Regions from separate parts of the Homo sapiens genome. Here region 2 is linked to region 1. A link is an interaction called in ENCODE POLR2A ChIA-PET data of the cell type or tissue named here. Cell type or tissue: GM12878. All regions are shown on one strand. Links, peaks and the distances in the headings refer to the core of each region. The heading gives the core; the rest is flanking DNA.

Region 1 (2,922 bases), core at 154-2,653:
TGTGTGAGGGCCAGGCTGCACCACATCCCATATTTCCCTTTGAAGAAATCAGCCAACGTAACAAGCAAAGGTGCCAGGGAGGCCTTGAGGGTACCAGTGTACAGGGGACACTGCTACATGTGCATGCTGAGTGGCTGCCCGGGTCTGCCTTTGTGTACTAGGGGAATGTGTGGTGAGGCTGGAGGGGACAGAGCTGGCCACCTGTGAGAAGGACTCTCAGGGCTGCTGTCATCATTTGGCAGAGTCCATCCTTCTACTCCAACCCAACCTCACTCTCAGGGAGGGGACGGATGAGGACCGCTCATCCTATCATCTACAGGGTTTTTAAAGTGTGGGTCCTCATTCTCTGGCCTGGGTGGCCATGATCCGAGGGCATTTTGTTCTGGTGCACAGATACAAAGACTGGGGATGGGGAGGACAGTAATCTTTTATACAAGGACACATGAACCACCACACTGGTGCCTTAGAGAACATAGGCAACGAATACTCTGCTGCAGCATAAGTGATCGAAAGTCACACGTTAATGCAAATTATGTAAATCCTCACTAAATGATTTGAATAGAAAGGAAATCACCATAGCACCACTGTTCTCCATAACGTGAGCTGCAGTGTTCTATGCTGCATTTTACTTCCCCGGTATGAGGGCAGCTAGAGAGATGGTGGGATGACTTTCACTGTCTCTGGGGACCTTCAGACAAATTAGCTATCTTGTGAACAGTCCCAGGATGCCAACTTTCTAAATAAACATCAAAATGCATTTACTGTCTGTATCACTTAAGAGGTTGAGAATGGAGGGGGGAGCCTAACTGCAAACATTTGCGTGTTTTTATTTAACAATAGCTTAGCTATTAGACAATATAGAGTATTAGAAAGACTGTCTTAGAAGACTGAAGAGGTGAAGCTGGTGTTCTGAGTATGTCTACACAGCCTGCATAGAGGCAGATGTATATAAATGATCATGTTACTCTGCCTAAAATGGATAAAACTCGGAACAAAACAATCCACATTTAGTAATACCCTGAAGCTGACTCTAATTTGTATTCACTGTGACAACTCCTTACTTTCAAATCTGAAGTAATTATTAGAAAGTGAGAAAACAGACATTACTTTTGGGAAGCTGGGAGATGGCTTTATAGTCTAAGTTGCCACTAGATAGAATGACCCATAAAAATTACTTGGAAGGCTATTATCTCATAACCGGGGCCTATAAAATCTAACAGTTACAGATTCTCTCTCTCTCTCTCTGTCTCTCTCTCTCGTGTGTATTTTAATTAAAGACTTAAACTGCTAAGAGACAAAACTGAAAACATGTACGTAATCCAATTTTGCATAATGTCTCTGCGGTTTTGTAGTTGATTTTCCCCATCTGACCCTGACTTACATGTGATACACACACATTTACTGGTTTATGGTAGGAAAACTGCTCTGGCTGGGTACTGGCACTCGCCTTTGTGATTCAGGCATGAAACCATGAGGTGCCCAGCTGGAATTCAGAAGAAGTACATTAGGACAGAGGGGCAGCTTTGTATTTATTTATTAGGTTCTTCCAACTTAAGTTGCCAGGGTAGCATGAGCTTTTTAAAAACAGTTGTTTCTGGCCTTCCTGTTTTAGGCTTTTATCTAATAGAGTGTGAGAAGACATGAGTTCACATGCAGCTAAGGATGAGATTATTCAAACTGAAACCAACCCCACATATCAAACCGTGGTGTCATTTTCGTCACTTTAACAGTAGAAAGGACACAGGAAAAAAAAAAGAATGAAATCATTTACTGAACTAACAGTTACATTTGTCCCCTCCTGCCTTGGATAAATAATGACTAATTTTTAAATAACAGATTGGTACAGCTCTGAGATTAGGAGACAGAAAGCATGGAAAGGTCCTCAGACCTTTTAGGTTTGGTGCTTTCCTGTTCCTCTGAATGGGCATTTTTCAAAACCATTTTGAATGTAAAAGGCTGTAGAGTTCAACACTGGGCTTCTTCCTACTTTATGAGGTTATACACAGGTTCAAGGGTGAGGGTAAAGACAAGCAGGTGCAGAGTTTCACACGGGAGGGTGGGGGGGGCGTGAGTGTGCATGCATACATATTTGTGGGAGATGAGCGTGCATGCAAATAGGTGTGCAGAAGTGAGTGCACACAAATGCACATGTGTGGGTGAGTGTGCATACAAGTACATGTGCAGGCGTTGATATGCATACATGTGTGCAGGCGTGAGTGTGTACACAGTGTGCAGGGGCCATGACTGTGCATGTATATGTACACTGCAGGGGCAATATGGAAAAAAACATGGAATACAATGCAGTTTAGCCACGACTGGCAGCCAAGATTGACCTTTAAGCCCATTTCATGGCCACTGCATATGCATTTTTTATTATATGCCAATCCCAGGACCTGGTGCAAAGATAGCCAGTAAGAAGTAAGATCTTCATCTTTTGAAGTATATAAGGGTTTTTTTTTTTATTTGCCTCTGTGCTAAGAAGAATGGCCAAATCATATTCCTCTTCATTCCAAGTTGGAGCAGAACAGCCTTAGGTTGCTGCCAACTGTTATCCTTCGAGAGGGCCACATATTTTGAGGTTTCAGAGACAGTGAGGTAGATTCTGCCTTGAGAAATATCAGACACTCAAGTACTCCGGCGACACACTGAGCAAATGTTTTTGCCAGCAGAAAGATATAGGTGGGTTCACCGTGGCGCAGGTGAGGGAGAGGAAGCTGTGCACAGTAAGCGCACTTTCTCTTCTCCAGACATCCTGGTGCCACAGTAGTTCCCATTCTCTCTCCTCTTCTGTAACTTCTAAGACCTTTGCCTTAAGTGAATGGATCCTCCTAAGACAGCCATAACTGCATTTATTTACGTCCCTGCTCTTTGACTTGAAAAGTTCACCCTTTCTTGGAGAGAGAGACTTGGAAAAGAGAGGCA
Region 2 (2,922 bases), core at 300-2,799, 91 kb after region 1:
TCTCATAAATAAATAAATAAATAGAAATAAAAATACAGTAAAGGTATACAGAAAGCAGAAGGTTAATTTTACCAACCTTCTGAGGGAGGAAGACAAATGTCACCTTGGCCAACCAAATAGATCTGGGAAGATTTTGTCTTTTTATAAAGCTTGTCTATTTAAGGGTGGGAAGTCAGCAGAAAAACTGCTTGCCAATAGTACACTTCTCCCACTTTAATGAAATCGGTTGGCTGTGAAAATATGTGCATCAAAGTTTTAAAGAGTTTTCTGTCACATCCAGTAGACTTATAATACAGATTGCTACAGATGGAAGATTTATCCTCACTTGATGTAGCAACAGCACTACGTTCTTTGAACTGTAACAAAGCTTTTGATTTTTTTTTTCCCACGTGGTAGATGAATCTTAGTAAGAAAATACAGACTTGATATGACACATACTCAACTACTGTAAAGTGGGTGCTTAATTTAGTTAGGGAGAGGAAGGGGTGGAAGCTGGGGAAAGTCCTGCTTAGAGGGCACCTCACTAGCCACTAGAGGGCATTAACATGTGAATAAAATCATCCTGATTTCCAGGATTCAAACAGCAGACACCATGCATGGGAATTAATGGGGCTCTGCTTCACTCTTCCTTTCCCTTTATAAATGTCCAGAGAGCTAACAACTGCAAAGATGTGGAAGTATATCTAAACTCTTTTTATGTTTTAACACAATAGACATTTAAGGGAATAAACTTGAGCCATGCTAGCTCCAGGACTAGGATTGACATATGTTTCCTTCAGGGTGCCCGATTTCCATTCTTCAGAAGTCCACAACCTTCTGAATAACAGAGGTCTTTTCTCCCTCAGAATCAACCTAGCAACAAGTCCGAAACCTCCAAAAACTTCTCATACCTGTAATCCTAGCACTTTGGGAAGCCAAAGTGAGAGGATTGCTTGAGCCCAGGAATTCAAGACCAGCCATGTCTCCAAAACTTCCAAAAACTTCTCCAGCCTGCTTGCTAAAAATTCAAGTTGATAGTCCACCCATTGCAAAAGGATATTTCCTTCAGGAAGCAGGAGGAAGATAAGCGAGGCTGGGGAAGACTGAAGACAACAGTCCTCAGTTCTGAGGAGAATGAGCGGGAAGTGATTGATGGTCAGTCCCAGGCCACCGCCCTGCCTTAGTGGGTGTCTTTGCCACGAGGTGGCCTTCCAGGTAGCTTGGCTTCCTTCTGCACCTAAGCTTATAATGGCAAGACTAACCTTGCCTCTCCAGCCCCCATCTTTCTCCTCAAACGGTCCCTCTAATCTTTGTACATACTCATGGGTTCAATTACCAGGCAGGATGCCCTGAGGCAGCCAGGTGTTAGTTGGCAACAGAACACACAAAGGCCTCCCCGCCTCCATTCAGCGTCAGGGTGATAAAGATATCATTACCCTCAAAGCCAGCTCCTCAGAAGTTCTGCCACCACGGCAGATATGAAAGGCTTTACCACATAGTTTTCATACACAGTTCTTCTTCCTCAGAAAGCACCATTTGTTTGAGTATCCGTAAATAACTCCTACAGAAGACACAATTTGCTCTAATGTTTTGGAGCTATGGAATTTATTATGATCACAGAACCAGGAAATAGCTGAATGTGAAAACAGGAACATCTCAAATCACCCCTCAGCTCTAAGAAGAGTAACGCATTTCAAATTAAAAGCAAAGTCATTGCTGTGTTTACTGTTCTCTCTCAATGAGGGGCCTGCACTCCCAGGACAGTGTCAGCATACTTAGCTTTTCAAATACTAAATAAAAACAACAGCATCTCCAAGTTCTAAGCATTTATAAAAGGTATTCTCTTTTAAAGATAAAGACAAGTTTAGAAGGCAGGCCCCTTTTTTTGTCGCAATCGGTTAAAAAGTGAAGAGAAATAGAATGGGCTGAACAAAATATATAGCAGGCTCTGTGGTCTGCTTTTTCTAAAAGTTCTGCCCACAGATTTTCAGACACCAACAGCAACAAACAGTCATTCCCTCCCTCCTGCAAGTGAGGGTGACAGCCAATGCCAGGAGCTACAGCAACAGAAGAATGTACTTTAAAAGAGAGACAGGAGAATGGCTTAGACCCTCTACCTGCCATCACCATCACCTCCTAACCAGAAATGACAACAAGCAGCACTTTCTAGGAATTTGTTAGTGGCTGTGATCATGTGTCCTTCTTGCACTCACGTTTCTCTTTTGACCAAATATTATTTAGTAAGATGTGGTTGAGTGGCCCCTGGGAATCACCATTGAAACAGAAGGCTTTCTAAGTAAAATATCTGTTCAGTATCTGTTCTTGCAGTGCAAAGCACATTTCAAAAGTTCAGCCAACGGCTAGGAAAATGTTTGGGGCACGCAGAATCCCTTCTACGCCAACAGAACTAATCTCATGTATGCATTTTTCAGCTCCTGAGTTGAGAAGACATATTAAAAACCCAGCAACATGTTTATCTTCATTAAACAGCAAATGTCCTTTCAAACAATATACAACAGGGCAGAGATCACTGTTTGTGCTAATGGAAAGTGATCAAAAGCCCCAAGATTCTTTGGTTAGCTGACTCTGAAGCCTGCTCGTGCTTGAGTTTCTACACAAAGTACATCAAAAGAATATAGATATCACTGGAGATTCTAAATGTTTAAAGTCTCTAGGACTAGCAAGAAAATATGCTTGAAACTATAGGAAATGGGGAACAGAACATTACTGTTGACTTCCACCTTTTCCCTGTAACACAATACATTACAATCTATAAATAGCTTAGGCTGTCTGTTTAAATATGCACCTCCCCCGGAAAAGATAGAGGCTTCCGATCATCTTGCTATTTGCAAGGAATCTTACTCACAAATCAATCTAACAGGCCACGGTGATATTATGGGGATGTAAAAGGGACTGAAATGATCAAGAGCGTCACGTGTCTTC

The links. Peaks named below come from ENCODE experiments on the same cell type or tissue, not always from the same donor. Only the 100,000 strongest peaks of a DNase experiment are listed, where the experiment ranks them.
Region 2: POLR2A ChIA-PET joins it to region 1 with 13 read pairs; 3 of 35 experiments call an interaction of 5 or more read pairs at or near these places.

What each region holds. Positions count from the first base shown.
Region 1 is chr6:16,419,598-16,422,519 of GRCh38, forward strand. All of the region lies in intron 6 of ATXN1 (ataxin 1), which reads right to left. Among named protein-coding and RNA genes, the nearest start is that of GMPR, 180 kb to the left of the region's middle. RefSeq lists an enhancer at 1,607-1,656. In GM12878, for the core only: no CTCF peak of the experiment used is centred there; DNase peaks (open chromatin) are centred at 604, 1,434 and 1,644; H3K4me3 peaks cover 638 bases; H3K27ac peaks cover 2,500 bases.
Region 2 is chr6:16,510,734-16,513,655 of GRCh38, forward strand. All of the region lies in intron 5 of ATXN1 (ataxin 1), which reads right to left. Among named protein-coding and RNA genes, the nearest start is that of ATXN1-AS1, 250 kb to the right of the region's middle. In GM12878, for the core only: a CTCF peak has its summit at 529 (motif pointing right); a DNase peak (open chromatin) is centred at 1,428; H3K27ac peaks cover 1,543 bases.